2 separate regions of the Mus musculus genome follow, and region 2 is linked to region 1. A link is a loop called in an ENCODE intact Hi-C map of the cell type or tissue named here. Cell type or tissue: left cerebral cortex. All regions are shown on one strand. Each heading gives the region's core, and the rest is flanking DNA. Links, peaks and the distances in the headings are about the cores only. Region 1 overlaps BC051142 (cDNA sequence BC051142). Region 2 holds the start of Egfl8 (EGF-like domain 8).

The links. Hi-C counts contacts between places; a loop is a spot of excess contacts. Peaks named below come from ENCODE experiments on the same cell type or tissue, not always from the same donor. Only the 100,000 strongest peaks of a DNase experiment are listed, where the experiment ranks them.
Region 2: it touches region 1 in a loop (9-fold over the local background); 18 of 42 quality-filtered maps call a loop at or near these places.

What each region holds. Positions count from the first base shown.
Region 1 is chr17:34,435,750-34,445,380 of GRCm38, forward strand. BC051142 (cDNA sequence BC051142) reads left to right here. Exons shown (of 20, transcript NM_001001177.2): 7 at 5,118-5,138; 8 at 7,689-7,709; 9 at 8,289-8,309. Among named protein-coding and RNA genes, the nearest start is that of Btnl4, 35 kb to the right of the region's middle. In left cerebral cortex, for the core only: a CTCF peak has its summit at 4,250 (motif pointing right); DNase peaks (open chromatin) are centred at 1,610, 1,958, 2,504, 3,001 and 2 more places.
Region 2 is chr17:34,614,179-34,623,809 of GRCm38, forward strand. Egfl8 (EGF-like domain 8) reads right to left here and starts at 1,793. Exons shown (of 9, transcript NM_152922.3): 1 at 1,729-1,793; 2 at 989-1,108; 3 at 701-823; 4 at 491-600; 5 at 306-401; 6 at 1-162. The coding sequence starts at 1,089. Ppt2 (palmitoyl-protein thioesterase 2) reads right to left here. Exons shown (of 9, transcript NM_001302396.1): 6 at 8,853-8,936; 7 at 8,673-8,757; 8 at 3,486-3,540; 9 at 2,484-3,309. The coding sequence ends at 3,166. In left cerebral cortex, for the core only: a CTCF peak has its summit at 5,004 (motif pointing left); DNase peaks (open chromatin) are centred at 1,742, 4,456 and 4,999; H3K27ac peaks cover 1,358 bases.

The DNA of each region.
Region 1 (9,631 bases), core at 1,017-9,016:
TCAATTTTTTTTCTTTTTTCTACTCTTCTTCAGCTATAAACCAAGGACCACAAAGTGAGTTTTTTTCTATTTTCACAATCTTATATCATTAAATATATGTTATTAACTATAGAGCTACCATACAATACTGTAAGGACCCAGCAATCACTTCTCCTCTCCTGTTCTGTGATCACCAAATGAGAGGGCTGTCCAGCTATCAAAGCAAGGTAGTGTCAAGACACTGTCGCAATAAGTATTCCCCTAACTGTGGTACCCTCGGGAAGGGGATCCCAAACCTATGTTCTTAAGAACTTAGTCCTGACCAGGCAGAGAGATGGTGCTGTGCCTACTGGGCAATGGAAGACCTAGTGTATCCTGGGAGATTCTCCTGATAGATTCGGGGGTAAAGGTGCAATGTGTGAACCACTATCCACATTAACTTGATTTTTTTTGTACCCTTCTTCAGCTATTGCTCAAGAACCGCCAAGTGAGTTTTTCTTCTATTTTCACAATGTTATGTCATTGAGTTCCCATACTAGGCAGAGGACCACCCCCTTTCTTACCTGTTCTCCAATAAGCCAGGGTGATAGGGCTCATAGCTCATGATTCTGGAGAGCTGCCTCATACCTTCAGAACATTTCTCTGCAAGGCAGTGCCAACCTAAGCAAACTCATGCCTTTGGCCACACATTCCTCAGCTCCTCAGCTCCTCAGCTCCCTTCTGTATCTTCACATTCTATTAACACAAGAGAGTCTTCCTTTGACCACAGCCCTGTCTAGCTACAACCACCCCAGGGGAGTTTCTGCTCACAGACACTTTTAACTCATGCCTGAGTGTTGACTAACATCTTTCTGATGTATGGAGGACTGTTGTCAAGGTGCCTGGAGCTGCATCCCACTCCTTAGTTGTATGAACATAGGCAAGTCTCTCCTGAGAGCTTAAACCAGTTACCTAAGTAATCACAACAATAAACTTGAAAGATTTCAAACAGCTAGAAGGATAAGAAGTAGGGAAGCATGAAGACAGAGGAGGTGACACTTAGGTCTATAACCTCAAGACTCTGAACCATATCTGGGAGGAGGGAATAGAATCACCAGCCCTCTGTGGTCTAAACTGGAAGCTCACAGTTCTTCCCTTTTTGTAATATTTTCATGAACCTTTAGAGAATTGTATATAGTTTATTTTGACCATATTGATTACTACCAGTAATGGGATCTACCAGTCCCACACCATGTCCTCTCTTTTGAAAAAACTGTCTCTCAGCAGCTAGCTGTCTTGATCCTCCAGCCCTGACAGTCTTTCCGCCCCTTTTCAGAGATGTTTTCTAAGCCTCACATGTTGGACTGTAGATGTATTAATTGGGGGTGAGCACCTAAAATACAGTTGATTTCTGTATCTCAACCAGTTGTGGTTTTCAGGAATGTTCTTGATTTCTATTACAGGTAGAACAAGAAGCACCAAGTCCTTATCCGAACCTCTGAGTACGTTTCCCCAAACTCTAACTCTATTCCTGGGTCTGCTATGCAATGCCTGCTCTGGGGGGGGCTTATGAAGGGCGGTAAGGAGACACACTCAGACAGAGGAAGCTGTTTGACTCTTCCTGTCCCTCCCAGTGTGGAAATTGCCCTCCTTTCAAGTTCCTTTAAGTAACAGTTCCACCGCTTTATGCAACCCAGTGAAGAGTCTGCTAACAAAAACCCAAGTTCACTCAGTTAAAAGCATGAGGACAATCCTGGGGCCAGGTGAAGCACTTACAAAACAGTCTAGGTTAATAACCTTAGAGGGTGGCCTCAGTCTCTTAAACAACCAGAGGAAATGCACTGACTTCCCAGAATCCTCCCACATGGAGGACTCCGTGAATGCTTGGCCTGAATCCCTCCCCACCCACCCTCCCCACAAAAAAAAAAAAAAAAAAACAAATGCCCTGAGTCATGCTCCTTCGAAACTTAAGGTTTTGTGTTTCTGTTTTAGCCGGCAACGCTGGAGACATCTGTAAGTTCCTCTCTGCATTTGATCCTCAGCAGCTTTGCCTCACTACACAGAACAGCTTTGACATTTACTGCCCTGGCACCTCTATTTCCTCCTGTGACCACTGCCCACTCTTCCCCTTCCTTCCCTGCTCTTGACATACTGGGCGCCCCTGTGAGATAGAACCCCTCCCAAACCTGCAGTACCAGCTGCAAAGGGAGACTTGTCAGGGACAGACAGACTAGCAAAACGTAGAACTGTCTCTCTTCTTAAAGCTCCAGTGACACTCGAGGGAAAAGACTAACACGGTGTCCTCCTCAGCAATGGAGAGAGGGCTCCATGGCATTCAGAGAGCACCAGCCTATAGATGGAGGGTCCCCACACCATCAGTGATGGTTTGTGGGAGGAGTGAAGAGTGTGGTGTGGTGTGGTGTGTGTGTGGTGTGGTGTGGTGTGGTGTGCTGTGGTGTGCTGTGGTGTGCTGTGGTGTGCTGTGGTGTGTGCTGTGGTGTGTGCATGTGAGCACAAGTCTAGAAGAAGGGCCTGGAGACTATTGCAGGTGGCATTGTAACAATCATCTGTCAGGAGCTATGTGATGCAGAGCAGGAGACATGAGGACAGCTGATAGGACATTTGATCAGTCCCCTGCAGCCCCAGGGGGGAATCACCTTAGATTCTGATGGAGATACCGAACCTCAGCCTGGTGTCCACCCCTGGCCTACTAATCAGACCCTGTGTTTGTCAAGGTCACTGGTTTGTCAAGGTCACTGGGTGATTTACACATACATTAAAATTTGAGTTTCATCATGCTATAGGATCTGAATCTTCTGCACTTAGAAAGGAAATAAAAGCAGAGCACGGTTGACCCCAACTGAGTCAGCTTCTCCATCCCTGTGGAGTCTCCACACAACAGCATGTGACTAACAAGAAAAGTGAACCTCCTTGGGGCTTAGTGGATTTGTTAAAGTGTCTGCTCAGATTTCTGAGGCTGTTCATACCTAGAATAGGTTAATCCTGAAAGCAAGAGGAAAAAGAATGTCAGAGTCAGGGCTCATGAGTCACACCCTGCACAAGGAGAATGCTATTTTGCTGAGCACGGGAGTCTAGGCTCTGGATTCCTTCACCCACAATCCCTGCCTAGAATAGCTTCAGTCTGTCTCATACCACCATGGCAAGCCAGGTTACTCTGGTGAACAAGGATCTAACTCATCACAAAGATAGGAATTCCAATGTCTCCTTCAGAAGATGAGGCCATAGACTCTAGCTAAACAGTTGGAGATGGCCAGCTAACAGGAAAGCGATAGGTATGTTGACATCGCACTTACTCTCCCCGGGAGGGGGCTGACCCCAGCTCGTGCTGCCCATCGGAGTGAAAACGGCACTGTTGGCTTTGGTTTTGGAATTTCCCAAAAAGAATTTTGATGCAAACTGTTTACCTCTGCTAGAGAACTAACTGATTTTGGTTTATTTTTCCAATATTTTAGCTGGAACCATTGGACCTATAAGTGAGTTCTTTTTTTAACCTCTTTGTCCTTCTATGAGATCTGGGATCCTACCCTCTTTGTACCCCACCTGCCCCAACTCTTGTCTGGAAGGATTTTCCATGCATGTTTCCTGATCACATTAAAAGTTTAGAGCACTTCCTGATATCCAAGACCTAAGACAAGGTGTCATGAAATATCACTGAGTTTAAGAAAAGGGAACGTCTGGCTGGAGAGATGGCTCAGCAGTTAAGAGCTCTTCCAGAGGTCCTAAATTCAATTCCCAGCAACCACATGGTGGCTCACAACCATCTATAATGGGATCTGATGTGTGTCTGAAGACAGTGACAGTATACTCATGCATAAAACAAATAACTTTAAAAAGAAGAAAAGACAAGGGAACGTCAAGTAGTTCTTACATCTTTATTTTATTGTCATTTTATATTTTTATTAAATATTTATTTGTTAAGATGGGTGGGTCCTCGATAACTTGCTCTGATGGAAAGTCTCTGCTCTCTCTGAGATAGCTGCCATCTTTGTATTAGCGCTACCCCACCCTCACCCCCATTGAGTTGCTTTGTGATTTCTTTGGTGAATATTGGTGGCATGCAGATTCTGCAACTGTCAACCACATTGATACACTCTTGTTCCCATTACAGTGCAGTTCTCGGCACCTATTCGTGAGTATTTGTCCTCCACTCTAGCCCTGTGCATAGCAAACCTGCAGAGGTGTGAGTGGACATACCTCCTTACAGTTTGCAAAGAGGCCATGCATGCCATGCAGTGACCTATCCCACAAGCTGACTTAATAAAAGAACACTAGGGGGCAGTATAGTCACCCCTCAGAAAAGGAAATTATATTTCTCAAACCATAAGTCTCTAAGGAAACACAAGAAGAGAAATATATGCATTACAAACCCCACATCGTCTTTCTTGATTGTCTAAGGCAATTCATCACAGAATGAAAAGAAGCCTCCAGTCTTACATGTTCCCAGTGTTGTGCAATTGGAGGGCTGCCTATGACTAGCAATACAAGCCACCCTGGGTTTTCCTAGCATTTCCATGCACAATGTTGAAAGATGGGTATTCAGTTATTAGGTATTACCTTCACATCAATTAAGCATAATGATCTCTCTCCCCATCTCTCTAGCCGGAGCTACAGGACCTATCAGTAAGTTTATTGTCCCTTCTAAACTGTAGAGCTCATGCTTTTTCTGTGACAACTAACAGGTATTCTCCTGCTCTTCATGGTGGAGTCTCAAAGGTCTCATTGTGTCATTTTCTTCGCCTTTTTGTTTCTCCTCCCCCTGGCATGTCAGTGGGTCACCTCTGGGTTGTGAATACTGACAAAGCAGAGACAGAACCCCCATAGAACCAACAAGGGGCTCACCAACATCATGCCACACAAGAGTGTGAGGGAGGACAGTGGGAGGGGAAAAGAGTTCCAGCAGGGAGGGTTTGTCTAGTCCTTTGCAAGGGTTTAAGTTAAACCTTGGGCACCCACATCCCAGGGGGACTGTTGGGCAAAGGTCTTTTCCCTGCCTGAGCTTGTTCGAGCACTCATAGCAAGGGAACGAGCTTGCTATAGCCTCCATTAGGCTCGAAGTTCAGACCCCAGCTGAGGAGGCACATAGATGAGGGCAGTCAGAGCTCAGGACACCTGCTAACTTCTGTTCTGTTTCTTTCCAGAACTGACTCAAAAAACCTTCCGTAAGTCACCTGCGTCTCCGTTGCACCTCTTGACCCTCAAGAGACTTAGGGTAGCTGTTCGTTTTCATGCCAATCATCTGTACCCATAGACCCAAAGACAGAGCACTCCCACTGCTTGATCATCGTTTTCCAGAGCTCCCCAGGGTAGCAGTAAACCAGGCTCCACAGTAAAAGGATATTAACTATGGCAGTGGAACCCAAAGTGAAAAAAATCAGCCTATGGGCTGCCTCTTCCTGACCCACTAGTCCTTATCCAGCCCTACGGAGCCAGCACACAACAAAGACTTTCAATAGAGCCCCGAAACCCTCATGGCTTCCACGAATTTTGTTCATCCTGTAAGTGATGGAAACATCAAACTTCTTTTGACTTCCAAGTTCTCAGATGACTTTTCTCCAGGACAGTCAGCTTCTATTGTCGCCAACTTCCATGGCAACTGTGACTTCCCTGATTTACATTTTTCCACAGAAACACTATAAGGAGTGTCTGGGTGCCAAGAAAAAGTTGCTCATCTTATAGCTTTATGAATTGAGTCCTAGACACACATAAACTTTTTTTTTTTGCTCACCATTTTATAGTCTTACGAACAAAAATTAAGCTTTGTTTTGAATTTCACGACCACGCCATGGATGGCTAACTCTGTAACATCTCTTTGCCGTTTACATTATTTCCCTGGACCTCAAAATGCTGACTGTGGTGAAGATAACATAGGTAGGCCTCACAGCTGACCTTAATAAAGAAGACTCTTAGTCCTTCTGCTACCGTTGCTGGGCGTCACAAGCAGGTTACAGAACATGCTGAACTGGAGAAAGAACAGGCCTAACAGAAGAGAAAGCTTAAAAGCAACCACAAAGTAAAAGAGAAGGAAGATGGCAGCTAAAGAGAGAAAGAAAAGCAAAGCTGGACAAACAGAAGAGAAATGGGAAGAAGAGTGAGGGAGACAGCAGGTGGGAGATCAGACACGGCTGAGAACAGGAAGAATAGAACAGGCACACACGGCGGTACAAAGATGGAGACGAAGGAAAATGGAGGAAACAGAGTATCTTGTACCCATGTGAAGGTCATGTGGCTGGCTGGCATTAACTTAGCAGATATTCTAAAGCTCTACCACAAGAACAAGGGCATACACTCACATGTGCTTGTGTGTGCGTGTGTGTGTGTGTGTGTGTGCGCGCGCACGCACAACATACACATACACACACACACACACACACACACACACACTTGCTATAGCAGTTTGAATATGCATGGCCCAGGGAGTGGCACTGTTAGGAGGCGTGTGGCCTTGCTGGAGGAAGTGTGTCACTGTGGAGATGGACTTTGAGACCCTCCTCCCAGCTGCCTGGAAGACAGTCTTCTGTTGTTTGTCTTTGGAACAAGAAGTAGAACTCCCAGCTCCTCCAGAGCCATGCTTGCCTTGATGATGCCAAGCTTCTCACCATGATGACCGTGAACTGAAACTCTGAACCTGTAAGCCACACATACATGCACACATACATGCACACATACATACACACACAGAACTGCTAAATTATGTTGCAAAATACTCCAAATTCTAGCTTGTCTAACTGCTCAGAGCCCAGGGGATCTGGAAAGCCATGTTCAGATGGGTCAGTCACAGACATTTTCCATCATAAGCACCATGGCTTGAGACAGTGGGAAAAGTGGGGGGGTCTTGACCTGACTCTGAATTCACAGGATTATGGTAGCCGTCTGATACAGCCTACTCAGTGTGTCCTCAGCAGGAGAAAGCTGCCAGCCAGCAGGACAGCAGCAGCCAAACCCCTTCCTGAGAGTTGTCCTCACTGTGGACTCTGCAAAGCTCAAAAGCCACCTCAGAATATTCCCTTCCATGGTCCAACCAACAAAACAGAAGCTTCGCTGTCCTGGAAAATTCCCCCCACAGATCCTCGAGGCCCTGAGTACACAAATCTACAGAAATCCCACAAGAGGCATGGCCACAGCTTCTGAGCAGGTGTCTGTAGTTATCCATTCTGGATATATGCTACCCACCAAGGCTCCTTCCTACATAAGCAACACTGAGAACGAGGTGATGGGTTTCCAGTCTTCAGATTGCCGAAGCAGCATCAACTGAAAGCCAACTCTTCATTAAAAGCAGAAGGCTCCGCTCACTCACTGTTCAGACTCTGAAGCTAATCAAACTCAGACAGCAGACCCAACCATTAGCCTCCAAATAGCTAGAAGCTGGGAGAGGGATGAACAGGGCCCTCACCTACTACACCTTTATGCCCCTGGGACATAGTAGGCAGTGACTCAAAAAAAAATCTGACTCAATGCCAGTTCCTCATATAAGCTGGCAGAGGGGGAAGCACGGTTCTGTCTTTCTCTACTGTTCCCTATGCCCACAGCAGCCCCACAGTGAGTGTTGCCTGTGCTTTTGTTCATAGTTTGCAGACTGACCTAGCTCTCCACAATCTCAACACTGTCCCTGCACCCATGCTCTGCACCGCCCCCCCAATAAAATGCACACACACACACAAAACTCTTCAGCAAAAACATTCAAACTAATGTCAATTCTAATTTCTTTTCAGTGCAAACTCCTGGACCTATTGGTGAGTGAAAATGCCCTGGTTCATTATTAGTGACTTTCTCTGACTAAGACTTTGGCTTCCAACTGTTCACAAATTCTGCTCGTTGGCCTGGCTTTTCCTTGTATCATTACCATCCTCCTTAAAGACTAGTCATATTTTAGAAAATGGGGATCCCACGGCCTTAAAATTAGCATTAAGCAGCATGCAATCATATACTTACGATTGTAAGGATATGTCAAACATTGGGAGAGTTTCCAAGGCAAACAAAATGGTGAAGCGGATGGGGGAAAGCTTAAAGGGTAGGCACAGATATAAAAGGGGGCTGGCGAAGAGATGCACATGTGCCTGATAGGATGGGGGTGGAAGAAGGCAAGGAAAGGCTACCCCTAAGGATCTCACCTGTAGTACCTACACAAAAAGCAAGAATGAGGAGGCAGCCCCTGCTTCTAGCTAAGTCTACAGAAAGGCTGGGTGTCATGGGGACGATTGATGCTTACTGTTGGAGTCAGTGCCGCCTAGAAAGGCTGCTATCTGCACACTCCTTTGGAAAACAGTTTGCCTTCTTTCTGTCTAATCACAATCATTTGTATCTATTTACAGTACAATGTATGGATTCCAGTGGTAAGTCCCTTATGGGTTGTTTTGTTGTTGTTATTGTTATTGTTGTTTGGGGTCTTGTTTTGTTTTGTTTTGTTTTGTTTTTCTCTCTGGTGTTCCTTGCCCTTGCATAATGTTCAGATGGCCTGGCCTGTTGCTCCTCTTGGTGGTTTTTGTTACCACAGTATGATGGTTTAAATGTGTTGCTGTGCTTCCCGCTTTGTGCTTGCTAAGAATTCTCTAGAGCTATACATTAAGAGAGGGGCTGCAAAGATGGCTCAGCAGTTAAGAGCAATTGCTGCTTTTGCAGAGGACCCAGGTTCTGTTCCCAGCACCCACATGGAGCTCACAACTGTAACTCCAGCCCCAGAGGATCCAGTACCACCTTCTGGTCTCTGCAGATGCCAGCTACACACATAGTAACCAGATATATTTACATGCAGATAAGATACTCATACACAAAAAATAACTAATGAAAGAAAAAGAGCAAGGAAATGTTCACTTAACATCGTGATATGCTCTGAAACATATTAACACATGATCAGCAGTAGTCAGAAAAATTTTCTCAAGCACCAGAGAAAGATTCAGACGTTCTAAGAGGGCTCAGGAGTGCTTTCCAGTTCAAGAGAGAGGGCCTACTAGAGACTGGAGGAGGCAGGACAGCACCCACAAAATCATGACCATTGTAACCTCTACAATGGGTCGTTTCCTGCCATGAACTCTGGTCCTAATGATCTTTTTGTAGATGAATTAAAGTCATCATGAATTGACTTCTGGCATACAAGTTGGCACACATCTGTAGCCCTGACTCAAGGCTGCCTCCATCCATATTCTTGACCACCCCACACCTGCAGCCTTGGAAATTCTCACAGAAAAAGAAAATAATATTCCTTAGTGGCCTGAAGTCTACTATCAGTGTTTTCTCTGTGTAAATACTTTTGAAATATTATATATTTGAAATAATATATGTATACATGAAAATTGTATTGCTAGTTTTGTCTCTTCTAGCTATATGAGACGTGGGTGAAAAAGGAAGTTTAAGGCAAGTTGATTAAAATGAAAAGCATTTACAAGCCTATCAAAGGGAGCAGGAACGCCTGACTTTCAGATGGCTCAGGTGGTCAGGGGTAGGGACAGAGGGTTTGAAGGGAGTGCAGACAGCCAGAGCACATAGGTCATGATGTTATGAATCTCAAGAGCAGTTTGAAGAATTTTCCATTCTGGGTGGAAAGAGAATGAGTGAAACCTGGCTGCTGACAACACAGTCCCTTTCCTACCCAGGCCAGCAAAAGCACAGACAATACCCTCAGCTGACAGAGGCTGGGAGCCCTGCACCTCTTTATAGC
Region 2 (9,631 bases), core at 861-8,860, 180 kb after region 1:
TGAGGATGCTGGCACTTGTCGGGGACTCTGGAGGCCCCCCTGCACAGGTGCGTCCATCGAGACCCAGCACCAGGGGGTGTGGACAGCTGCACAAGAAGCTGCCCAGTGTGTTGAGGCAGCCATGAGAGCAGAGGGTAAGGCTGGCCCTGCATTCATCGACATCTAGTTACCAGAAAGAGAAGAGAGCTCAAGGGGGCAGGCAGGATGCAGGGTGAGTGGGGCAGTCCCCATCTCAGCACCCACCCCCATTGCCCATGTGTGTGTGTGTATGTGTGTGACAGGGGGAGGGGGACCATCCTGCTCACCCACGTGGCAATGCTTTCCTCCCCAGCCTGGGGCACACTCGCACCGGTCTGGTCCAGTGCAGACACCTCCATTAAGACAAGGCTTGGAGCAGATGGCTGGGGTCCATTTGAGAAGACAGTTAAGACCCAGACACAGGGCCAGCTCCCAGCAAGCCTCCCACAGCCTGAAGTCCCAGCCTCCTCACCATCACAGGTGAGAGCTCCTGGGTGTGGCTTCTTCCAGCCCTGACAGCACACCACGTGTGTCTGTGGTACCTCCCGCCTCACCTCCCGCCAGGCCACACGGTATGTGGTCCTAGAACACAGAAGCAGGCTCATATCTGTAGGTACCCATCCTGGACTTGCCTCTTGGGGTCCCTTTGAGACCTGGGAGCCTTAGGGGCTTCACCTCTCACCTGTAGGTGCTACATATGCGCCTCCCCGCACACAAGGTCAGGTAGGGTTTGTACACCGGTTGACTATAGGACTCGTTGTAACGGAGAGGAACCAGCAGCGTCTGCTTGGAGCACACTCCCAAACTGTAGGCACACCAGGGAGGAGGAGGGTGTCGGGCCCTCAGCACCTCACACAGCTGAGACCAGGCGCCCCCCTCCCACCCTGGCATCTCGCCTTCATTCTGAACTTTCAATTTTCTGTCCCATGGCAAACCCCATCCCAGCAAAGCCCTCCCCATTGGCTGTCACCTCTCTTTGAAAGATCCTCCTCTGGTCCCTTCGCCCGTCATCAGCACCAGGAAGAATGAGAGTCCTCGTAGGGAAATGCACAGCTCAGCCCAGAGCCCCATGGCTCCCTCACTCTGAGGGCTGCAGACAAGTGGTTATTGGAGCTCTTCCCTTCTCCTTGGGTCTCTAGGTGAGGCCCTCCTAAAGCAATCTGACTTGGTGGTCAGGACACTGACTTTCCCAAGCCACTCCCATGGTCTGCAGTGGCCTGCACACCTAACCAACGTGCCCTGCCAGTACCAAGTCATGGTCCCTCCGTCCTCAGCCAGGCTCACCACTCTAAATGCTCCTGGCCAGCCTTCCTGCACATCCCTTGCACACTGCCTTAGAATATGTCACCTTCACAAGTGTACACACCTTATACCCCGACCCAAGCATCCACCGCTCCCCCACACTCTCATCATACCGACACCCCTCACTCAGAAGCCCTCCCCCTCCCTCGTCCCCACTGGAAGGTGAAGTGATGTGGGTTCTTCCCACCACTGACTTCCTCTCCCTACCTACCCACTTCTCCTCTTCCTACCTGTTTCCCTGTCCAGGAGGCTGCAGCAGCAACAGCCCCAGCAGCCGCAGCTTACACTGGTGGGTGGGCCTCTCTGGCTGAGAAGATGCAGAGGGGCTGGACCACACAGCAGTCTCCCTCCCACTAGCTCCTCAGACCCAGGCTGGTTGGCTCAGTAGACAGGCCCTGCCTTCCTCACCTTCTTCTCTTCAGCCAAGTGTTGCTCCAGCAGGACCTACACAATTTCGGAGGTCCCTGAATTATGGACCCCAAATCAGAAGTTCCCGGCTCTAATAGCAACCAGTACCCCACCCCCTTTCAGCCTAAGAGACTGTGGGATAATGTGAGGGCAGGGAGAGAGGGCGGGAGACAAAGCAAGAGCAGGTCATGGCCAAGTAGGCCAGATCGGCTGAGGAAAGAAAGCGGCCGTCACAGAAGGGCAGGGGCAGCCCAAGGCACCAAGGGAAAAACTGTCTCCATCTCTTGATGGCATTTGTTGGGGGCTGAGGGGCACCACCCCCAAGCCAGAACAGACAGGGCCCTATTGTCTCAGTCTAAATTCCTCCTCCCAGGCAAAGGGAGATTCACTGTACAGCCCCTCACCCGGTCCTGGCCTCCAAAGGTCAAGGGGGATGACACATGCCCACTCTGACCCTCAGCCCCCTTGTCTAGTCTGGGGGTGGCATGTCAATTCCACCCATGAGGCCGAGGCCCAAACTGGCAGAGCCTGGGGCTTAGCCCCCTAACCCTAGGCTGGGACAGGAAGAGAATTGTCTTCAGCAGGAAAGAACCCGCAGAGTCAGGAACCCACACAGAATGGGCATTGAGAGGAAGGAAACACCAAGGGGGTCCCCACCCCAGACCAAGCATCCGGGCATCCAGGCCCCAGGCTCTCTATTCCCACCCTCCTGGGGGAGCCCAGTTCCCCTTCACCTGGGAATAAGCCAAGCCACGCTGAGGAAATGGATCTTTTATTTCTATAAATACAGGGACCACCCACTCAAGGGTAGTTAAAAGAGGGGCTGGGGCCTCAAAGAACCTAGGCTCCCAGGGGATACCCCAACACTGATCATAGGGACTGGGGGATCCCCAAACCTGAGATGGGCCTTGCAGGCCACAGATATTCCCCAACACTGACACTTCAAAAGTGGAATTGTCCCCATAGGGGAGCCTCAGAACACCCCCTCTTATGGGTGCCCCTCTTGGTGGGGAGGCTAGCCACAGGGAAGTTGAGAAAAGAGGGAAACGGGGATAACAGAAGCTAAAAATGTCCTGAGTGGCCTGGAAGAAGACCCCTGAGGTGGGCAGGGGCTGGGTTCTCCTCCGATACAGCCAGACCCGGAGAAGCAACAGCAGCGGTGAAGCCACAGTTAAAAACCTGGCACTTGCTTCCCAACCTCAGCCGTGGCAGAAAGGGAGAGCGTGGAGGCGTCCCCAAGTGAGGACATGAGGTAGGGGACCAGGACTTGTCATTCACAGAGGAGCAGGGGGGGAGGGGGGAGGGGAGCCCTGGTGGGGGTCGGGCAGTGTGGGAATGACAAGATGGTTGCAGGCATGCCAGAGCCTGGCATCTGCTTCCCAAGGCCACCGCTTGATCTCTGGGCTGGGGAATTCCTGGAGACCACTGAGGACATCTTCAGGAGAGCCACGGCTCAATGCAAGTATCGTAGAGCGTACGGTTAGAGTGCCACGTGGTGTGAGAGATGCCAGCCATGGGACACCTCACTATGGCCCCCCGGGCCAGGAGAGTCTTCAACCCAAAAGAATCTCGAAGATACACCTTCGAGGTGGGCCGAGGGCCATGGAAACATGGAAGAAAGAGAGACAGGAGTGAGACGCTGCTCATGTCCAGACCAACCTCTCCCTCCCTCATGAAGCAGGAGTCAGAGGCAGAAGGAGCCCCAGAGTGAAGTGGAGACAAAGGGAGGGGGAAGGCAAGTCTTTGGAGGGGCTTACCGGCTGCTCCTCCATCTCCAGAACTGTCTCATTGGCATCATAGAAACCAAAGAAGCTGCAAAGACATGTATGTGCATAGAGGTTATCAGGAGAACCAAGGAAAATTCATGTGCATTAGTGCCCCCACAGAGACTCATGGCCCCGGGAGACAGGCAGCCTAGAGCACACTCAAAGGCTAAGAAGTTAGGGGGCATCTGCGGTAGTACACGCCTTTAATCCCAGCACTTGGGAAGCAGAGGTCGAGGGCAGCCTGGTATAAAAAGTGAGTCCTGCGGCCAGGGTTCTGTTACACAAAGAAACCCTGCCTCGAAAAACCAAAATAAATAAATAAATAAATAAATAAATAAATAAAAAAGATAGAATTTAAGATCTAGAGAACTGGTTCAGAACAGCATAGCCAGCCTGTTACACAAAGAAACCCTGCCTCGAAAAACCAAAATAAATAAATAAATAAATAAATAAATAAATAAATAAATAATAAAGATAGAATTTAAGATCTAGAGAACTGGTTCAGAACAGCATAGCCAGCCACTCCTCCAGGGGAGTTGGGCTCAATCCCAGCACTCAACATGGCGTCTCCCAACCCTTTGTAGCCCCAGTTGCAGGACATCTATGCCATCTCATGGCCTCCCTGAATATAGGCATGCGCATGATACACACACAAGCAAACCAGTCATACACATAAAATTTTAAATAAAATAATTGCCTGGTCGTGGTGTTGCACACCTTTAATCCCAGCACTCGGGAGGCGGAGAAGCAGGTGGATCTCTGAGTTCCAGGCCAGCCTGGTCTACAGAGTGAGTTCCAGGACAGCCAGGGCTACACAGAGAGAGATCCTGTTCCAAATAAATACTTTTTTAAAAAGCAAACACCTTAAGTTTGGGAGCGGGAGAGACAGGTAAGAGCAGCAGGTAAGAGCAATGGCCGCTCTCCCTAGGATGCTTTATCTGCACGCACACAAATCCACATATGCACACACGCCTACACATGACCCAGAATAAAAATCCTTAAAAAAGAAATTCAAGAACCAAGTATGGTGGCTTCTGTCTATAACCTCAGCACTGGGGAGGCAGAAGCAGGTGGATCTCAGTAAGTTCAAGGCCAGCCTGGTCTACATAACGAGAGACCATATTTCAATAAAAGGCCCGGAGACTGTGGGAGTGAGAAGAAAGCAGGCTAGGAGTGAGTCCTGGCCAGGGAAGCAAGCCCTAGCCAAACAGGGCGACAAGGTGATACAGCAGGAACAGAAGAGCTGGGTTAGCAGGTGTGGGGAGTGGGAGTGCGGGACTCCAGCTCTGGCTATAAAACTCTGGGCTCAGCGGTTAAGAGCACTGGCTGCTCTTCCAGAGGTCCTGAGTTCCATTCCCAGCAACCACATGGCGGCTCACAATCATGTGTAATGAGATCAGATGCCCTCTCTTCTGTCGTGCAGGTGACATGCAGATAGAGCACTCATAAAATAACTAAATCTTAAAGCTAATGCCCATCATCCTGTGTAAAAGTGCTCCCCCTCGTGGAGGGGAAGGGAAACGCTATGGACAGTCTGCTCTTACCAATTGCTAATGCAAGCGTAGGCAAGCCTGAGAGTCCCTGTCCCATGGGTCCTGATAAGGCCAGTGACTACCGCCCCCAAGTGAGCTAGGTAAGGGAGGGGCTAGTGAGATGGCTCAGCACCTAGTGCTCTTTCAGAGGATGCAAATTCCATTCCCATACCCACAAAGGTGGTGGGGGATGGGAGTAGTGCTCACAGCTGCAGGTAACTCCAGCTCCAGGGGATCTGACACCTTCTTCTGGCTCAGCAGGTGAAGGTGCCTGTTGCCAAACCTGACAAACTAAGTTCAACCCTACAGACCCACATAGTGGAAGGAAACAAGCCAGCCTCTGATTCTCCACGTATGTTCATATAGACATATGTACATGAGCATACTCAAAGTATATCAATATATGTAAACTGAAAACTAATAAATCCTAAAAGGGAGAGGCTTGCAACAGACCATATGCTATTTAACCATGAGCTATTACAACCATGGCGGTTTTTTTTTTTTACACATGAAATGCCATTGTGTATGTAAAAGCCACCCTTACTCTTGCACTGTTTTTATTTGGGAAGGTTGTCACTCCTTCTTCAATCCTCCTAACATCTTCCAATCCCACCTAGAATATTTTATTTGTTGTTGAGACAGAGTCTCACTTTGCAGTCCTGGCTGTCTTAGAACTCATTATGTAGACCAGGCTGACTTTGCACTCCACGATCCACCTCCTAGTGCTGAGATTAAACAAGTGTGCCACCATGGCCAGCCCAGTCTATTTTTATTTATTTATCTTTTTTTATTTTATGTGTATGGGTATTTTGCCTTCATATATGTATGTGCACCACAAGCATTAAGTGTCTCTGTGAGGCGCCATGTGGTTGCTGGGAACCAATCCTGGGTCGTCTACAAGAGCAGCCAGTGCTCTTAACCACTGAGCACCTCTTCAGCTTCTGTATTTGTTAAAAAGCAAGCACACTGGCTGTCAGGAGTTGGAGGAGGGGAATGTTTAAGGAGTGTGAAACTTCAGTTTAGTGGACAATGTTTTCCAGAGGGATAAAGGTTAACTTACACAAGTGTTAATGAAGCTAATGCCACAAAACTAAACCTTTAAAAACCATAATTTCTAAGGTTGGGTATGCAGTTGGGCTGGCAGAGTGACTGCCAAGCATGCACTGGGTTCTGGGTCCTATGCCCAGCATTATATAAACTTGACATGGTAATAAATATCTACATCTGTAGCTGTACAACAAACTTGAAGCCATCCTGGATTACATGCTACTCTGTCTCACAAAAGCTAAAAAAAATAAAAATTATAACTTCTGCCTACCTATCTACTACAATTCTGTCTATCTGTCCTTCTCTCCTCCTAGTGCTAAAATCAAATCCAGGAGCCACGTGTGGTAGCACAGGCCTTTAATCTTTCAAGAGGCAGAAGGATTTCCGTGAGTTCAAAGCTAGCCTTGTCTACAGAGCTACTTCCAGGCTAGGCAGAGAAAACCCTTTTTCCCAAAACAAGCAAGCAACAATTACAACAAAAATTGAGCCCGGGACTTCAGCGTGCTGACCAAATACACCCTCTCAGCTCATTATTGTTTTGAGTAGAGTCTAATTGGTAGCCCAGGCTGGCCACCGTCAGAAATATCCTTCTGCCTCTGCCTCAAAGGTCCTGGGATTACAGTTGAGCAGACTATGCTCAGCTACAGTTTGTCACAATAAAAAACAGCTCGAGGGCCTGACGGCTGCTGCCTCTTACTGCCTTCCCCAATCCTCACAGGGATGGCCTCCCATGGCATGTGCCTTCCCTTACTTCCTCAGGCCTGCTCAGATGGCAGCTCCTTCAAGGACACTTCCCTCCCCACAGACTCCACCAGACCTGTTCTTTCACCGCACCTGCCACCAGTATTTCTGATCTACTGTCTTTAGGGACGTTCTTTATTGCTGTTTCCCCAGAGCCCAGAACGGCACCTGGGCACACACGGCACTCAATAAATATTTGCTTGAGTAAATGTCAGGCTCCCAGATCAACTCATGACGACACACCAGAGACAGGTGTGCAGTGCTGCGGAGCCATCAGCTTTCCTGCGGAATGAGATAAGATGGCGGACCCTCATTCTTACACTGTAGTGACATCAGAGTCCTGACTTTGGTCTTCTGGAGATTTTTGTTTGGTGTTTTTTTTGTGTGTGTTTGTTTTTTGGTTTTTTGTTTTTGTTTTTGTTTTCCGAGACAGGGTTTCTCTGTGTAGTCCTGGCTGTCCTGGTACTCACTCTGTAGACCAGGCTGGCCTTGAACTCAGAAATCTGCCTGCCTCTGCTTCCAGAGTGCTGGGATTAAAGGCATGCGCCACCACGCCCGGCTGGTTGGTTTTTTTTGTTTGTTTTTTTTTGAGACAGGGCTTCTTTGTGCTGCCCTGGAATTTACTATATAGACCATGCTGGCTTTGAACTCAGAGATCTACTTGCCTCTGCCTCCTGAGTGCTGGGATTAAAGGTGTGTGCTACCTCACCCGGCAGTCTGACTTTGATACAATGTTCTAGTTACCTACGATATGGCCTCTAGGAAAATCTCCAGAACAAGCACAGTACCATGATAAACCATCTCTCAACCCTCCTAAGAATCCGTGATCACTTCAAAATTATGTATGTATAAATATGTAGTTTGGGCTGGCGAGATGGCTCAGCAGTTAAGAGCACTGACTGCTCTTCTGAAGGTTCTGAGTTCAAAGCCCAGCAACCACATGGTGGCTCAGAACCACCAGTAATGAGATCTGATGCTCTCTTCTGGGGTGTCTAAAGACAGTTACAGTGTACTTACATATAATGAATAAATCTTAAAAAAAAAAAAAAAAAGTGGTTTTTGAGGTTGGGTCTTATGTAGCCCAGGCTGGCCTCATTGTCACTAGGTAGTCCAAAGATGACCTTGAGTTTCTGACCCTCCTCTTACCTCCTGGCATGTGGCCCCTGTGACTGAATGTGGGGCCTCAGGCATGATAAGCATGCTACCAGCTGAGACACACCTCCAGCTGCCAAAATTTTTGGCAAACTTTTTATACCAGTTTGCTTGCTTGCTTGCTTGCTTGACTGCATTGGTATTTTGTTCTGTTTTGTTTTGACAGTCTCACTATGTAGCCTGAAACAGAGATCCACCTGCCGCTGCCCCAAGTGCTAGGATTAACTATTGCTGGCATTAAATATATCTGTTTTGCGGGGGGCGGGGGGTATTGGGGGACTTTCAGGATAGTATTTGAAATGTAAACGAAGAAAATACCTAATAAAAAATTGGAAAAAAATATCCGTGTGTGTTTTAGTGAAGCGATCTCATTGTCTTGCCCACACCCATACTGAACTCCTGGGCTCAAGTGATCTTGCCTCAGACTCTAATTTCTAATTTCAAGTATGCAGAATACTTGCCTAGCATGTGAAAGTCCCTGGGTCTGATCCCCAGCCCTGCCAAGTAAGAGTGGGTGTGGTTAATAATGCCAGTCATTTGGGACACAAAGACAAGAGGTCCACCCATCAAGCCAGAGTTATGCACTGGGACCCTGTCTGTCTCTAAAAGAACATCTGCTCTAGGGGCCCCTAATAGGCCAGGTTTGGGAGATCAAGATTAGTGGGGGTTAGAGAGCCAGTCTTCAGCCTCTATGATCCCACATTACCTAGATTGCCAGGGAGTGATAACGCCATCATCAGGACCCCCAATCAGCACCAGACGGCCCACGCGAAGGAAGTTCTTCCGCCATGCTGTAGAGACAGGGGAGAGATGAGTCAGCCATAGGCGTCAGGCCAGGTTTAGGGAGGAAGAGAAGAGGGGACACAGGTGGAAGTGGCGGTCTTACCAGTGGCATTGGGATGGTCTCTTTCCCCATTGATGAGGGCCAGAAAGCTGCTGGCATTGAGGTACAAGTCATCGTGGTGAGGATCTGAGTAAAAAACAACAGTTAGCAGGAGTTGGGAAGGAACGGGTCAAGAGCCTGCCCGGTGCGCCCGAGGCCCTGAGTTTGGACCTCAAGTATCACAGGAACCAGGAGGCATGATGACGCACACCTGTAATCCTAGCACTCAGGACGTTAAGTCAGGAGAATCACAGTTCATAGTCATCCTCGGCTACATAGAGTTCAAGGGGGCTGGCTGTTCTCCCAGGACTCAGCACACAATGGTCTGATGCCATCTTCTGGTGTGCAGGTGTATATGCAGACAAAATACTCACATACACAAAATACATAAATAATCTAATAGTGAAGCTAGGCATCCAGCCACACCACAGAAGAATAAAAATAACTTCAACGTAATGGAAGGCAGTTCTGAGGTTTGTTTTGTTTTGTTTTTTTGAGACGGGGTCTATTTAGTCCTGGCGGTCCTGGAACTCCTATGTAATTCAGGACAGCCCATGTGGCTTCTAACACAGAGATCACCATGCCTCTGCCTCTCAAGTGCTGGGATTAAATGCATGGACCACTCTGAGCGGGCTGGAAGGCACTTTCTGGTACCCTGTATGGGCCAGTGGTTAAGGCTGCGTGTTACTCTCATTGATTTAATGCTTACAACCACTTCCCGAGGCGCATGCTTTATTATTCTATAGGAGGAGACTGGTTCCCAGAAAGCTAAGTAAGGTACC